Linked DNA regions of Homo sapiens: region 2 is linked to region 1. A link is a loop called in an ENCODE intact Hi-C map of the cell type or tissue named here. Cell type or tissue: Calu3. All regions are shown on one strand. Each heading gives the region's core, and the rest is flanking DNA. Links, peaks and the distances in the headings are about the cores only.

The links. Peaks named below come from ENCODE experiments on the same cell type or tissue, not always from the same donor. Only the 100,000 strongest peaks of a DNase experiment are listed, where the experiment ranks them.
Region 2: it touches region 1 in a loop (2.4-fold over the local background); 15 of 110 quality-filtered maps call a loop at or near these places.

Annotation. Positions count from the first base shown.
Region 1 is chr4:101,353,403-101,362,531 of GRCh38, reverse strand. No RefSeq gene overlaps it. Among named protein-coding and RNA genes, the nearest start is that of PPP3CA-DT, 10 kb to the right of the region's middle. In Calu3, for the core only: no CTCF peak of the experiment used is centred there; DNase peaks (open chromatin) are centred at 5,401 and 6,031.
Region 2 is chr4:101,406,572-101,415,700 of GRCh38, reverse strand. No RefSeq gene overlaps it. Among named protein-coding and RNA genes, the nearest start is that of PPP3CA-DT, 63 kb to the right of the region's middle. In Calu3, for the core only: no CTCF peak of the experiment used is centred there; a DNase peak (open chromatin) is centred at 4,180.

The DNA.
Region 1 (9,129 bases), core at 683-8,682:
CTACAGGAATGCCGCCATACCTGGCTAATTTTTGTATTTTTTGTAGAGACGGTTTTTGGCCGTGTTGCCTAGGCTGGCCTCAAACTCCTCCCACCTCAGTCTCCTAAAGTGCAGGTATAAGCCACTGCACCCAGTTGTACATGTTAATTTTATTTTATTCCATTTACATAACCTTCAAACTAGCAAAAAATTTATCTGTGTTGTTATAAGTCCTGAGAGGTACCCTTAGGAAATAGGGAGGGTAATAGGTAATTGGTAGGGGTCTTAAGTGGAGGAGTGGGTGATTCCAAGCTGCTGGTAATGTCTTTCTTTCTTATTTATTTGTTTATTTTCTTAAGGTAGAGTCTCCTTCTGTCACCCAGGCTGGAGTGCAGTGGTGCCATCTCAGCTCACTGCAACTTCTATTTCCCAGGTTCAAGCTATTCCCCTGCCTCAGCGTCCCGAGTAGCTGAGATTACAGGTGTATGTCCCCACACCTGGCTGATTTGTGTGTTTTTAGTAGAGATGGGGTTTCTGTATTGTCTAATATATTCTCTACATTATTTTAACTGGTCTATTCATAGGTAAAAGAGAAAAGGAAGGAAAATGAATATTTGGGAGCATATACGCTATGTAAAGCACAATGATATATGATTTCCATGTGTTTTTAATCCTCAGAAATGTACCATGGGTAGTTAATATTATTCACATTTTTTAGTTTAAGAAATTGAGACTTTTATATATTAAATAACTTGCCTAAAGTCATATCCTCAAAGGATACATATCCAAGGAAATAGCTAGTAAATGTCATTCAGATTTCACGTTACGTTGTTTAGCTCCATAAACTATATGAATTGTACATGAACCTGTGTAGCATGGGAAGAATGTGTATCATACTGTCAGAAGACCCGACCTTATGCCATAGCTGCATCATCTACTGTCTATAGAACCCTAGCACAAGATACTTAAATCTTCTGAGCTTTGGTTACTTTATTTCTCTTTCTTCTTTTTCTTTTCTTTTCCTTTTTTTTTTTTTTTTTTTTTTTTTTTTTGAGACAGAGTTTCGCTTTTTTTTGCCCAGGCTGGAGTGCAATGGCGCGATCTCAGCTCACCACAACCTCCGCCTCCCAGGTTCAAGTGATTCTCCTGCCTCGGCCTCCCGAGTAGCTGGGATTACAGGCATGCCCCACCACACCCGGCTAATTTTTTGTATTTTTAGTAGGGCCGGGGTTTCTCCATGTTGGTCAGACTGACCTTGAACTCCCGACCTCAGGCAGTCTGCCCCCCTTGGCCTCCCAAAGTGCTGGGATTACAGGCGTGAGCCACTGCACCCAGCCTGGTTACTTTATTTCTAAATAAACAACTGGAGACATTTTTGATGCTCCTCCCAGATTCCCTTTACCATCTAGATTATCCATCTCCCATTTCCCCTAAGTATTGATGACAACGTCCCTTTTCTCTATGGAATTGCCCCCAGAGTATTGGTCAAACAGGAACTTCCACCTGCCCTCAGAGACAGGGGTACGGAAAGCCAGCCTCTTGCATGGAGGGGATACAACTCTGTGGTGCAGTTTGTGCACAAAGCTTGTCTGTGGGATTAGATTGAAGCTAGTGACCAGCTGAAACCACTCACTTGTTTGTCTTCTAGTTCTTGTCCTGTCTGGCTTCTCTCACACCCCCTTCTTCTGAGGATACTCCCTCAATAAATCATTTGAAAAGAATTTGTATCTCAGGCTTTTAGATACAGGCAAAAAAATGTACTCAAAGTTCATGAGAATAAAATGAAATAACACATGAAATATTTTATTAGCTATAGAGTACTATAAAAATTTGATATTAGCATTATGCAAATTTATAAAACAAGTAAAATTAATTACCCCTAGAATATCAAAAAAGAACATCTTTTGGGTACCTAATATACTTGTGTTATGTCTTCTCTTTCACCTGTCACAACTAGAAACTAGCAAATGCTTGAGATCTGGGGCACTAGGCTAATCGGCCAAAGTGTGTGGTCCTAGGTCATGAGACATTCAAGAGTCTGAAAAGAAAAGAAATGGGTTTGCCCAGCATGTCTTGGTCATAGTGGTTAAGTCTGGGTGAATATGTTTTGCTGATCTAGAGATATCCAATGTTTTTGCTTGAGTGCCTCCAAAATAGTTTTTTACAGTATATTTTTCAGTTGTTAGCTAAAGTTTTATATTGATGATTTAATAGTTAAACATAATTGTAATTTCCAGCAAATTGTGTATTGCACTTATCTGTTAAATATTTTTCATCAAAACAGTAGAGCAGCACGTTTAACTTAATTAATTTAGAGAAAATGTCTGCCAAAGAACTTCACTGGCAAAGCCAGTTCTTAATTGTGAAGCAATAACTAAAGTGGAATTTTCTGTGAGGAAAAAGAAAACTGTGATTTTGTTTTTCAATTTCAATAAATATGTAAATATGTATCCCCACTATCATCTCACTTCCAAATTCTAACATACATAAGTAACACATGGTTTTCAGGAGATAGATCAAGTCACAGGGGCCTACCCATCAGTCTTTCAGTCTTTCAACCTAGATTAGGAAAGGCACTTTCTGCTTCAATATTTCATACATTGATGCCTTCCTGAATGCATCTTATGATGCTCCATTATTATCAATTCTCAAATTGTTTATTTGTATGAGACCCCAGAGGGTTTCACATCCTGGAATAATGCTCCATAGTAATTTCAAAAGAGGGAAAGAAAAATAAAGTTTCTGTAAAGAGAGATATGGGGAAAAAAAAGAGGCAGTACCTTCTAGAAAGCCTTCTTATATCCCAGGGCTATGCTTGTCACCACTATAGCCTCTGGGCCACCCCTCATTCTGCAAGACCTCTGGAGAGAAGGTGATTGCACAGATCTAGACCCAGGATTTGTCCTAGTTAGAGTTTACAGCTGAGAAACTGTGTTACTCTTAGTTTCCCTTATTATTTTTAAGTCTAATTATAGGTTCACAGCAAAATTGAGAGAAAGGTATGAAGATATTTCATATACCCACTGCCCCCACACATGGATAGCCTCCCCCACTGTCAATGTCCCCCACCACGGTGGTACAGTGCTACAACTGATAAGCTACATTGATACATCATTATTACCCAAAGGCCATAGTTTACATGAGGGTTCACTCTTGGTGTTGTACATTCTGTGAGTATGGACAAATGTAGAATGACATGTACCCACTGTTATAGTATTACACAGGGTAGTTTCACTGCCCTAAAAATTCTCTCTGCTCCACCTATTTATCTCTTCCTTCCCGCTGACCTCTGACAATCACTGATCTTTTTACTGTCTCCATACTTTTGCCTTCTCTAGAATGTCACATAGTTGGAATCATACACTATGTAGCCTTTTCAGGTTGGCTTCTTTCACTTAGTAATATGCATTTAAGTTTCCTTCATGTTTCTTTATTGCTTGATAGGTCATTTCTTTTTAGTGCTGAATAACAGTCCATTGCCTGAATGTACCACAGTTTATTTATCCATTCACCTACTGAAAAACATCTTGGTTGGTTCCAAGTTTTAGCAATTATGAATACATTTCTTTATTACTTACTACCCTTCGGTTGTACATAACTGAAATTCAACCGAACTCCAGCATAAAATGCTAATGAATTATAAGAATGTTGTGGGGGTCTCATGGACCCCAAGGGCTGTCATGTAGCTGGGTCGTGGGAACACAGTGGGATCAGGAAATGGAATACCAGCCGTCTTCCTTCTTTCATCTTTGCTTGCTCTTTTCTGCATGACTGATTCATTTTTTTTTTTCTGTAGAACCACCTTCTCTTCTTTCCTAATCCATATGGTAGAATAACACGGCTGCTGAAAGCTTCTTAGTATCAGTTTGACCTGTTTTCCAGAGAAAAGACTGAATTCAGTTTTCCAAAGAAAGAAATATCATGGGAAAAGAAGGCAACATGTATCCAGTCTTGATCTATGGTACTATAACCTTTAGATGGGGTCATGTAGAATCATGTGGATAAGTCATCTTTGAAATGAGGCTTCTGAGCAGACAAAATATCCAACATACACCTAATGCCTTCCCAGCCTGGGCAGAGGGGTACTGCAAATATCTGGGACAGATCTCAGTTCTGAGTTGACTCAATATACTTCCTGTTTTAGGAATATTTTCATTTTACCTATCAAGGAATTAAATGCTATATTCCGTGAGTTAAGAATTTCGGGCAATGGAGGGTACATCATTTGGGGATTAGAAACAGGGAAGGAATCTGCCCAGGAAATTCATCATCCTTATTCTTAGGATGGTAAATTCATTGTGGATGTGGGAGAAGGAGAGTAATCTGAAGTGAGATAAGAAGAGATTATTGTTTTTTCCCCACTGCATCTTTAAGTCGGTGATCTGGTCATTTTCCTTGCACCATCCCTCTATATCCAAGTGGCTATCAATTCTGACTAGCACATGCTCTCAGTGCCTCAACCCTGAGCCTGTCCCAAACTTTTCCATTTCCACAGCAGCTCCCTCTGTGCTTGTATCTGCATCTTTGTCAGACCACTGTCCTCAGGCTTCCTTGGCCTTTGCCCAAACGTGGAGAGAGCAGGAAGTGCCTAGGAATTCGTATCTCTCCGAGGCAGTCTGATCACACAAGCCTGGTGGTACAAATACTCAGCTCCCTGCTCCCTGATGGGAACAGCTCAGAGGTGTGACTTATAAGTCTCCAGAGGACCCCCACAGGATTGGGCCAAAGTTAACCATCTTTGCTTGACATATCACCCTTGCTTGGCTTTCTTCCCTTCCCTGTCACTTTTCCTGCTTCCCCCCTGGTTTTTCCTTGGAACACTTTTTAATAAATCACCTTTATATGAATATTTATCTCAGGGTCCGCATCTAGGTACTCCAACCTTAGATAGCTGACTATGCATTACAATTACACGGGAGGTAGGTAGTATATATTTAGCAGAACAGAAATTCTTAGGTCATGAATGAGGAACAAAAAGTAAATTTTTACCCAAAAAATTTTAATTAAAAACTTTAATTTTTAGTAATATGTTTTGTGTGTGTGTGTGTGTGCGCGTATGTTCCACAGTAATTCCAGGACTAACTGTGGCATGTGAAACAGATAAGACAAATGTCCTAGTCACTGGGTTGTAATGAGTAGCATATGGGTCCCACAGGATTAGATGGGTTATTTAGATACGCTGATTGGCATTATTACCCTTTATAAATGTTTGATCTCTAATTTCAGACATGTGGGAGAATCACATAACTCTGCCTCCCTTGAAATTAGGTTTAGCCAAATGATGAATTCAGCCTATGGAATGTGAGTGTGGTCATTCATGAGTATCACTTCCAGGCAGAAGCATTTGATTGCTAGGGCTTAGACCTTCAGCCCTCTCCAGCCCTGTTGGGTGACTGTGGAACCAGGTGTTAATATTTGTGCTATCTGATTGTAGGAGGCTGGAATGCTGAGTCAGCCTGGAGGGCTGCCCAGACCTGCAGAGAAATTCAAACTTTTGTTAAGCTACCAAGATTTTCCATTTTTACTGCAGCATAGCCTATAACCTGCCTGATGATGACATGGCAATAGGCATGGAGAATATTCAGTCAATAGCTCAAAAATTCCCCAAGACTGCCTAGTCAGAGTCTATCTATCCCTCTTTCCATCCATACTAATTTTTCTCCTTTAATTTTTTTGTACTGAGTGTGCTATAGAAACAATGGTATGGGCAAGGATGAAGGTAGAATATGGTCATTGTCTGCTGAAGAAGAGCATTGCCATAAGCACCAGAATCAGTAGGTGAAAACTTACAGAGGGCGTAAAGTAACAATCTTAGTGGCTCTTTTTAGGGGTCTTTGGTTGTAAGGAACATAACACTCAAACTAGCTGTAGAAAATAGGGTTTATTGTAAGGGTATTGAGGGGTTTATATATCCAGAAAAAAATTAAACAATGATGCCTTGGAAGGACAAAAAGAACACAGATTTTGAAATGTCTCTTTCTGCTCTCTCCGCCCCTGTTGAATCTGACCTATTACCCCTCTACCCAGAATGGCTTCATCTGTTTACATGCCTTGCACATGAATCATGTGCTAGTGGCTACGTTAACCCCAGCCTGCATTTCCCTTTATTCAAACAATAACCGTACACTTTCCTTTGAATTTTAAGGGCAAGCCCTTCACAGAAGGCATCTGATTAATCTAGCTTACTTGTGCAAATTAGATTAGGGAAGTTAAAGGTTACCAGCCCATAGGTACCCCCTAGTCAGATGTTCATCCACCCTAGTCCAATCCCCTGTAATGGCAGTAATTAAACCTGTGACCTGATGATCACTTGGCAGGTGAGGCTACTGAGGCATTTTACCTACAGCAGGGATATGGGCAGGACGGGCACCCTAAAGCATATTAACACAATTTCTAAGACAGACTAGATTTCTTTGGGCTGGGCACAGGTAACACCCTGAAATAGAGAGGGAAACTCTTTTGAGGACTGCTCCTAAACAACCATAACCCAAACCGTATCCACTTCCTCTCTGAAAATTGCTGCTATCTGTCCTAACTTATCACCAGGGAATAGCTTAGATGTTGCAAGCAAACAATAGAACCCTTTGTGTATTTGGAGAAGGAAGAAATATGAGTAATACTGTGTCTTCCCTTGGATCTATATAAGTAATTATTCTTACAGTACGGATGTGTGAGAGACACACCTCGTGCTAAAAACTAAACTCCTGAATTCCATCTGTCATCCTCAAGGCCTGAGTCCACTCTCTACGAAAGTTGACTCTGTAACTTTAAAAAATCTAAATGTGAAATTTTAGTTTTTCCTAAAAATATTTGAAATGCTTATTTAAACTATTTAGAAGGTTAGAAAAACTAACCCAGACTAACATTGTAATCAAATATTTGTTTTTTTTCAACAAACATATATTAAGCACCTGGAATATGGTAGGCATGTTACAGGCGATGGAAATTCAATTGGGAACAAAACAAAGTCCCTGCTCTCAAGGTTCATATTATCTAAGTAGATGACAGAAGACCAACAAACAAATAAATCAAACACAGCACACATACAGATGCAACGTCAAGTAGTTATAAATACTGAAAAGGAACTGAAACCCTATAAAGAGGCAGAGAGTGATGAGGTGCTATTTTTGTTAGGTATACAAGTCTACCTTGTCAAGATCACAAATAATTTCTCTTTTTATTAAAATCAACAATCAAATTTCAGTTGTCATTTTACTTAACCTATCAGCATGGTTGACACAATTCATTTGCTTGACTGTGGGGACGTTACCTTTCAATCCCAGAAGCTGCTTCTTTCAGTTGGTTTTGCTGGAACCTCCTATTCTTCCTACCTTCTAACTGAAATAAAGCACTATTATGCCCACGATTTCCAATTTTATACACAAGACTTTCAAGTTCAGGCTTATATATCCGACTGCCCACATGCCATTTCCACTTCCATGTACAATATGCGCCTCAGAGTTAACATATCTAAAGCTAACTTTAGATCTTCTCCAGCAAATATGCTGTCCATTTCTAATGTTTTCTTTCTTAGTAAATGTTAACTCTTATCTTCCATTTGCTGAGACTCAAAATCTTGTAGTTCTTGATTCTTCTTTTTTATTTTTCTCACATCCTGTATCCAATCCATCAGCAAATTCTGTTAGTTCTACTTTTAAAATGCATTTTTGGTATTGGATGCTTTTCACCACTGTCTTCTAAACTATATAACCCAAACTACCTTACTTCTATTGGATTATGACAATAGTCCTTTAACTACATCTTCCCATATCTATTCATTCTTCCTTCCCTCCATTACATCCAGGGTCAGTTTTTACCAAAGAATGATTGTTTTCTTTAAACTTAAGTCCTATCATATCATTTCCTAACAAAATCCCTTTCATTTCACCCAGAATAAAATTCAGTCGTTCCTATGGTTAAGGCCCTACATAATCTGACTTTTCATGATCTCCCTAACCTTATCTTGTACCACTCTTTCGAGTTCATTCTGCTCCAACTACCCTGGCTTCCTTTCAGAGTTTGTAAACATGTCAACCAGACTCTTAACTCTGGACCTTTGCATATGCAGTTCCTTTTACTGGGAACTCTCTTCTTCCACATAGTGGCATAAATATCTTCATTATTTCATTTGAATCTCTGTTCAAATATCACCTTCTCAGAGAGGACTTCCCAGTCCAAGCTGTCTACAACAAGTACAGTGGTACTTTAGTATCTGTGGAGTTTGGTTCCAGGACTTCTTGAGGATACCCAAATCCACACACACTAAAATCCCTGATATAAAATGGTGTAGTATTTGCATGTAACCTTTGCACATCCCCCTGTATATTTAAAATCATCTCTATATTACTTATAATAGCTAACACAATGTAAATGCTATGTAAATAGTTTCTACACTGTCTTGTTAGGAAATAATGACAAGAAAAGAAAGTCTGCACATATTCAGTATACAAGTAGTTATCTTTTTTCCCGAAATATTTTTGATTCAAAGTTGGTCGAATCCATGAACGTAGAATCCACAGATACAGAGGGCTGACTATAGTACCCTTCTTCTCATCACTTCCCTCAATGTTCTTACCACTATGCATTGTTTGCACTTATTACTTAGTCTGCCTGACATGTTGTGTGTGTGTGTGTGTGTGTGTAACTGTTATTAATTGTTCTTTACTATTATCTGTCTCTCCTCACTAGAACATAAGTTTTATGAGGGCAGACACTTTGCTTTGCTTTTTTTCATATTATATTCCTAGTGCCTGATACGTATAGGTGTTCAATAAATACCCCCCCTTTTTTTTCTCCTGAGAGAGAGTCTCGCTCTGTTGTCCAGGCTGGAGTGCAATGATACTATCTCGGCTCACTGTGACCTCCACCTCCCAAGTTCAAGCGATTCTCCTGTCTCAGCCTCCCAAGTAGCTGGGACTACAGGCAGCTGCCACATGGTTGGCTAATTTTTATATTTTTAGTAGAGATGGGGTTTCACCATGTTGGCCAGGCTGGTCTCAAACTCCTGACCTCAGGTGATCCACTCACCTTGGCCTCCCAAAGTGCTGGGATTATAGGTGTGAGCCACCACACCCAGTCTCAGTAAATACCTTGTGAATATATGCCTTCCACTAGCCATGAACAGTAGTAAAAAAAAAAATCTCACTAATT
Region 2 (9,129 bases), core at 688-8,687, 53 kb before region 1:
TAGCTAAGTCACTTTTTTCTTTGTGATTTATTTTGTTTCTTGGAAAATAGGTGTTTTAGTCCATTTTCACACTGCTATAAAGAACTCTCCAAGATGGGGCAATTTATAAAGGAAAGAGATTTAACTGACACATAGTTCCACATGGCTGAGTAGGCCTCAGAAAACTTCCAGTCATGGCAGAAGGTGAAGGGGAAGCAAGGTGTGTCTTACATGGTGGCAGGAGAGAGAGAGAGAGAGAGAGAGAGAGCAAGCAAGAGAGCGAGCGAAGAAGGAAGTGCCACACTTTTAAATCACCTATCATGAGAACAGCATCGGGAAAACCACCCCAATGACCCAATCACCTCCCACCAGGTCCCTCTCTCAACAAGTGCGGATTACAATTAGAGATGAGATTTGGGTGGGAGCACAGAGCCAAACCATATCAATAGGAGACCTAAAACAAATGAAATTTTTTTTGAATTCTCATTTTTATGATTTTTATGCTTGGCATTTGCTAAACACTGAGGAATTTCTTGCCTTACCCTTCCCTACTTCCTTCCTTCCTTCCTTCCTTCCCTCCTTCCTCCCTCCCTCCTTCCCTCCCTGCTTTCCTTCTTCCCTCCCTCCCTTCCTTCCTTCCTTTCTTCCTTCCTTTTTTCTCTCTTTCTTTTTTTGTTTATATTTCATACAAGGTGAATTGAGTCCCAAATAGTTAATTACCCAACATCATTTATATTGAATAATCATTCCTTTTCCTATTGAAATGTGATGCATTGTCACATTTAAGTTAATTTGCATGCTGGAAAATTAGTTCTTAGTTGTTATTTGAAGGGAGTGTGAACTGATATCAGATATTGTTTTTAGTAAAGCACAACAGGAAATACACGCATGACAAATAATGAGAAAACCAAAAATCAAGCCATGGTAGAGCAATATCATCTCAATTTCAATATGTGTCTTGGCTTCCACTTAGGGTTCTAACCAGTTGTTTACAGGGTTTCCTTCTTTTGTTCACTGCCTTAAAGATAATGTTTTCACAGAGACCAGTAAAAAAAAAAAAAAACTCCTATTGCTTTTGGCAAACATTGAGAGTTGCATGTTTCCCAGAGTGTGGGTAAAATGGGCACTCTTGTTTAAAAATCCCACTGTATCATTGCACAAAGTACATATTTTTATTGTCTGGCCTCACTTTTTAAGTTCTTTGTCATTTGGTCTGCCAAACACTAGGCTTTTCTCAGTCTATCATAATTAAAATCTTCCCACCCACCTTAATGCCCCAAAATATATCAGGACTGCATTATGGAGTCTAAGAGAGAGTAAAATAACCTCTTGGCATTTGCTTTGCTAAAGTCAAGTTCTGTTTACAAAATGTTATTGTTTACAAATGTAAACATCTTATAAGTAGCTGTCAAGAATTCTTTAATATTACTGTAGCTCCCTTATCAAAGCATCTCAACTGCAATGCTAGTAGAAAGTATCACTACAAAATCTAATTTCTAAGGCAATGACAATTATTCAGCATTTTTTCAGTTAATAAAAGTAATAACTGTAATTATCTTTAAAACACTGAGCCTCAGTTGTTACAATGGTAAAACTAAGGAGAAATGTCAAACTTTCAGATGATTAACCAAAGTAATAACCAATTTTCAGAAGAAATGAATGTCAGAGTAAGAAAGTATTTTTTCAACTTGTTTTTTCCAAGAACTCACATCTTATAAATTTTGAAATGGAGAACACTGTTATTAAAGGAGACAAATATCACATGTATAATTCAAAGTCAATGATATTTTCCAAATGCACTTAGCAGTTGCATCTGAGACTTTTTTTTTTCTAATTTCCAATAACTCTGGCACTATAGAGATTTGTAAACACTCATTTTGGGATTTGTGGAAATTACATTCAGATACTTCATTCCGGATCTCTTGTTCATTTCTTTCCTTTTTGTATAATCATACTAATAATAACAATATCATGCCTTTTTTTTCTTTAGACAGAGTCTCATTCTGTCGCCAGGCTGGAGTGCAGTGGCACGATCTCGGCTCACTGCAACCTCTGCCTCCTGAGTTCAAGTGATTCTCCTCCCTCAGCCTCCTGAGTAGCTGGGACTACAGAGGCGCAACCATGCCCAGCTAATTTTTGTATTTTTAGTAGAGACGGGGTTTCACCCTGTGTGCATGTGTTCTCATTGTCCAACTCCCACTTATGCGTGAGAACATGAGGTGTTTGGTTTTTCTGTTCTTGTGTTAGTTGCTGAGAATGATGGTTTCCAGCTTCATCCATATCCCTGCAAAGGACATGAACTCATCCTTTTTTATGGCTGCATTGTATTCCATGGTGTATATGTGCCACATTTTCTTTATCCATTCTATCATTGATGGGCATTTGGGTTGGTTCCAAGTCTTTGCTATTGTGAATAGTGCTGCAATAAACATGTGTGTGCATGTGGTTTTATAGTAGAATGATTTATAATACTTTGCATATATACCCAGTAATGAGATTGCTGGGTCAAAAGGTATTTCTAGTTCTAGATCCTTGAGGAATCACCACACTGTCTTCCACAATGGTTGAACTAATTTACACTCCCACCAACAGTGGGATAGCCTTCCTATTTCTCCACAGCCTCTCTAGCATCTGTTGTTTCTCGACTTTTTAATGATCATTATTCTAACCGGCGTGAGATGATATCTCATTGTGTTTTTGATTTGCATTTCTTTAATGACCAGTGATGATGAGCATTTTTTCATATGTTTGTTGGCTGCATAAATGTCTTCTTTTGAGGAGTGTCTGCACTTCGCCTCATGCACCTGCACCTGATACCAGAATATTTTATCCAGATATTATATATTAAATTAATCTCAAAGTATTGACACTTTTAGGTAAAGGGAGAAATAGTTTACAAATTACATTCTCCTTACCAGCTTCACATTATATATTATTACATTTGAAAAAAAATCTGTTAAAATTATTGCACTTAAACTGAGGCCAGAGAGGCAAAATGACCTCCCCAGTGCTATAGAACTAGTAATGTAAAAGCCCAGTTGAGAACTGTACAGAGTCTGCCCTTGTTTTCTCCTTAAAAGTTGGAAATATTTGCCTCTTTTTGAGCTAATGAACTTCCTGAAAGGAGAAAGAAAACAAAATAGGAAAGGCTTCAGGTGAAAGGTAAGGAAAAAATCAGGGGAAATACAAAGCTAGGTGAAAAATAAGTGTTAAAAACTAAGCAGGATTCCTATTAATTGAACCAAAAGAATGAATAAACAGAAAAACATGGCAATTTACATGGCAAAATTTTGTATAGGAGCTATTATGTTAAGATGACCCAGATTATCTTCAATTTATAGAATACCTGTGGGTTTTAAAAACTTCTCTTACCTAATACAAACTCTCAAATGCCATTCATGAAAGCATTTTGCTCCTCACCAGGTTCTTCCTTCTTTCATTATTTTTTTTTCCTTGTTTCTCCTCCATTTTCGGGCTGAGGAGAATCTTCAGATTTTCAGTATTTCCTCCTTTTGTAATAACTTGAAGCTGGGTGTGTCTTCCCTATGTAAACAAATATATTTACCTTCTGACACATCCCACCTTCGTAAGTTAAACTCATCCTATTTACCAAAGCCCTAAAATTCTGCCTAATTCTCCATGACATACTGTTAGTCACAGGTCAAAATTTCCCTCCATTTTCTATATTATGTCATTGTCTGTGGGAAAATTATACAACTGGTAAGGAAAAGTATAAAGGATTTAAAAACAGGTGGAATTATTTTTTTATCAGAAAAACAGGCCAAAATGGACCAGAAAAAGAAGAAATATGAATAAAATGAGGGAAAATAAAGATTATGGCACAAGGAGAAATTACATTTTAATGTGTATATTCGCCAAAAGATAATTTTTTAAACCAAATCTCCACTCTTAACTAAATTATTTTCTAGAAAAGCTTGCAAAAGTGATTTGAGTATAGAAAACTTTCAAGATGGTGAAGCAAGGCCGCAATGTGACTTGACATGAGAGTTAAAAATATATTGTCTAGGGGGAGGAGCCAAGATGGCTGAATAGGAACAGCTCCGGTCTACAGCTCCCAGCCTGAGCGATGCAGAAGGCGGGTGATTTCTGCATTTCCATCTGAGGTACCGGGTTCATCTCACTAGGAAGTGCCAGACAGTGGGCGCAGGTCAGTGGGTGCGCGCACCATGCATGAGCCGAAGCAGGGCGAGGCATTGCCTCACTTGGGAAGCACAAGGGGTCAGGGAGTTCCCTTTCCTAGTCAAAGAAAGGGGTGATGACGCACCTGGAAAATCGGGTCACTCCCACCCGAATACTGCGCTTTTCCGACTGGCTTAAAAAACGGCACACCGCGAGATTATATCCCGCACCTGGATCGGAGGGTCCTACGCCCACGGAGTCTCGCTGATTGCTAGCACAGCAGTCTGAGATCAAACTGCAAGGCGGCAGCGAGGCTAGGGGAGGGGCGCCCGCCATTGCCCAGGCTTGCTTAGGTAAACAAAGCAGCCAGGAAGCTCGAACTGGGTGGAGCCCACCACAGCTCAAGGAGGCCTGCCTGCCTCTGTAGGCTCCACCTCTGGGGGCAGGGCACAGACAAACAAAAAGACAGCAGTAACCTCTGCAGACTTAAATGTCCCTGTCTGACAGCTTTGAAGAGAGCAGTGGTTCTCCCAGCACGCAGCTGGAGATCTGAGAACGGGCAGACTGCCTCCTCAAGTGGGTCCCTGACCCCTGACCCACGAGCAGCCTAACTGGGAGGCACCCCCCAGCAGGGGCACACTGACATCTCACACGGCAGGGTATTCCAACAGACCTGCAGCTGAGGGTCCTGTCTGTTAGAAGGAAAACTAACAACCAGAAAGGACATCCACACCAAAAACCCATCTCTACATCACCATCATCAAAGACCAAAAGTAGATAAAACCACAAAGATGGGGTAAAAAACAGAACAGAAAAACTGGAAACTCTAAAAAGCAGAGCGCCTCTCCTCCTCCAAAGGAACGCAGTTCCTCACCAGCAACGGAACAAAGCTGGATGGAGAATGACTTTGACGAGCTGAGAGAAGAAGGCTTCAGACGATCAAATTACTCTGAGCTACGGGAGGACATTCAAACCAAAGGCAAAGAAGTTGAAAACTTTGAAAAAAATTTAGAAGAATGTATAACTAGAATAACCAATACAGAGAAGGGCTTAAAGGAGCTGATGGAGCTGAAAACCAAGGCTCGAGAACTACGTGAAGAATGCAGAAGCCTCAGGGGCCGATGCAATCAACTGGAAGAAAGGGTATCAGCAATGGAAGATGAAATGAATGAAATGAAGCGAGATGGGAAGTTTAGAGAAAAAAACAATAAAAAGAAATGAGCAAAACCTCCAAGAAATATGGGACTATGTGAAAAGACCAAATCTACGTCTGATTGGTGTGCCTGAAAGTGATGGGGAGAATGGAACCAAGTTGGAAAACACTCTGCAGGATATTATCCAGGAGAACTTCCCCAATCTAGCAAGGCAGGCCAACGTTCAGATTCAGGAAATACAGAGAACGCCACAAAGATACTCCTCGAGAAGAGCAACTCCAAGACATATAATTGTCAGATTCACCAAAGTTGAAATGAAGGAAAAAATGTTAAGGGCAGCCACAGAGAAAGGTCGGGTTACCCTCAAAGGGAAGCCCATCAGACTAACAGCGGATCTCTCGGCAGAAACCCTACAAGCCAGAAGACAGTGGGGGCCAATATTCAACATTCTTAAAGAAAAGAATTTTCAACTCAGAATTTCATATCCAGCCAAACGAAACTTCATAAGCGAAGGAGAAATAAAATACTTTACAGACAAGCAAATGCTGAGAGATTTTGTCACCACCAGGCCTGCCCTAAAAGAGCTCCTGAAGGAAGCACTAAACATGGAAAGGAACAACCGGTACCAGCCACTGCAAAATCATGCCAAAATGTAAAGACCATCGAGACTAGGAAGAAACTGCATCAACTAACGAGCAAAATCACCAGCTAACATCATAATGACAGGATCAAATTCACACATAACAATATTAACCTTAAATGTAAATGGACTAAATGTTCCAATTAAAAGACACAGACTGGCAAACTGGATAAAGAGTCAAGACCCATCAGGGTGCTATATTCAGGAAATGCATCTAATGTGCAGAGACACACATAGGCTCCAAATAAAAGGATGGAGCAAGAGCTACCAAGCAAATGGAAAACAAAAAAAGGCAGGGGTTGCAATCCTAGTCTATGATTAAACAGACTTTAAGCCAACAAAGATCAAAAGAGACAAAGAAGGCCATTACATAATGGTAAAGGGATCAATTCAACAAGAAGAGCTAACTATCCTAAATATATATGCACCCAATACAGGAGCACCCAGATTCATAAAGCAAGTCCTGAGTGACCTACAAAGAGACTTAGACTCCCACACATTAATAATGGGAGACTTTAACACCCCACTGTGAACATTAGACAGATCAACGAGACAGAAAGTCAACAAGGATACCCAGGAATTGAACTCAGCTCTGCACCAAGAGGACCTAATAGACATGTACAGAACTCTCCACCCCAAATCAACAGAATATACATTTTTTTCAGCACCACACCACACCTATTCCAAAATTGACCACATACTTGGAAGTAAAGCTCTCCTCAGCAAATGTAAAAGAACAGAGATTATAACAAACTATCTCGCAGACCACAGTGCAATCAAACTAGAACTCAGGATTAAGAATCTCACTCAAAACCGCTCAACTTCATGGAAACTGAACAACCTGCTCCTGAATGACTACTGGGTACATAACGAAATGAAGGCAGAAATAAAGATGTTCTTTGAAACCAACAAGAACAAAGACACAACATACCAGAATCTCTGGGACACATTCAAAGCAGTGTGTAGAGGGAAATTTGTAGCACTAAATGCCCACAAGAGGAAGCAGGAAAGATCCAAAATTGACACCCTAACATCACAATTAAAAGAACTAGAAAAGCAAGAGCAAACACATTCAAAAGCTAGCAGAAGGCAAGAAATAATTAAAATCAGGGCAGAACTGAAGGAAATAGAGACACAAAAAACCCTTCAAAAAATTAATGAATCCAGGAGCTGGTGTTTTGAAAGGATCAACAAAATTGATAGACCGCTAGCAAGACTAATAAAGAAAAAAAGAGAGAAGAATCAAATAGACGCAATAAAAAATGATAAAGGGGATATCACCACCAATCCCACAGAAATACAAACTACCATCAGAGAATACTACAAACACCTCTATGCAAATAAACTAGAAAACCTACAAGAAATGGATACATTCCTCGACACATACACTCTCCCAAGACTAAACCAGGAAGAAATTGAATCTCTGAATAGACCAATAACAGGATCTGAAATTGTGGCAATAATCAATAGCTTACCAACCAAAAAGAGTCCAGGACCAGATGGAGTCACAGCCGAATTCTACCAGAGGTACAAGGAGGAACTGGTACCATTCCTTCTGAAACTATTCCAATCAATAGAAAAAGAGAGAATCCTCCCTAACTCATTTTATGAGGCCAGCATCATTCTGATACCAAAGCCTGGCAGAGACACAACTAAAAAAGAGAATTTTAGACCAATATCCTTGATGAACATTGATGCAAAAATCCTCAATAAAATACTGGCAAAACGAATCCAGCAGCACATCAAAAAGCTTATCCACCATGATCAAGTGAGCTTCATCCCTGGGATGCGAGGCTGGTTCAGTATACGCAGATCAATAAATTTAATCCAGCATATAAACAGAGCCAAAGACAAAAACCACATGATTATCTCAATAGATGCAGAAAAAGCCTTTGACAAAATTCAACAACGCTTCATGCTAAAAACTCTCAATAAATTAGATATTGATGGGACGTATCTCAAAATAATAAGAGCTATATATGAAAAACCCACAGCCAATATCATACTGAATCGGCAAAAACTGGAAGCATTCCCTTTGAAAACTGGCACAAGACAGGGATGCCCTCTCTCACCATTCCTATTCAACATAGTGTTGGAAGTTCTGGCCAGGGCAATTAGGCAGGAGAAGGAAATAAAGGGTATTCAATTAGGAAAAGAGGAAGTCAAATTTCCCTGTTTGCAGATGACATGATTTTATATCTAGAAAACCCCATTGTCTCAGCCCAAAATCTCCTTAAGCTGATAAGCAACTTCAGCAAAGTCTGAGGATACAAAATCAATGTACAAAAATCACAAGCATTTTTATACACCAACAACAGACAAACAGAGAGCCAAATCATGAGTGAACTCCCATTCACAATTGCTTCAAAGAGAAAAAAATACCTAGGAATCCAACTTACAAGGGATGTGAAGGACCTCTTCAAGGAGAACTACAAACCACTCCTCAAGGAAATAAAAGAGGATACAAACAAATGGAAGAAAATTCCATGCTCATGGGTAGGAAGAATCAATATCGTGAAAATGGCCATACTGCCCAAGGTAATTTACAGATTCAATGCCATCCCCATCAAGCTACCAATGCCTTTCTTCACAGAATAGGAAAAAACTACTTTAAAGTTCATATGGAACCAAAAAAGAGCCCGCATCGCCAAGTCAATCCTAAGCCAAAAGAACAAAGCTGGAGGCATCACACTACCTGACTTCAAACTATACTACAGGGCTACAGTAACCAAAACAGCATGGTACTGGTACCAAAACAGAGATATAGATCAATGGAACAGAACAGAGCCCTCAGAAATAACGCCGCATATCTACAACTATCTGATCTTTGACAAACCTGAGAAAAACAAGCAATGGGGAAAGGATTCCCTATTTAATAAATGGTGCTGGGAAAACTGGCTAGCCATATGTAGAAAGCTGAAACTGGATCCCTTCCTTACACCTTATACAAAAATCAATTCAAGATGGATTAAAGACTTAAACGTTAGACCTAAAACCATAAAAACCCTAGAAGAAAACCTAGGCATTACCATTCAGGACATAGGCATGGGCAAGGACTTCATGTCTAAAACACCAAAAGCAATGGCAACAAAAGACAAAATTGACAAATGGGATCTAATTAAACTAAAGAGCTTCTGCACAGCAAAAGAAACTACCATCAGAGTGAACAGGCAACCTACAAAATGGGAGAAAATTTTCGCAACCTACTCATCTGAC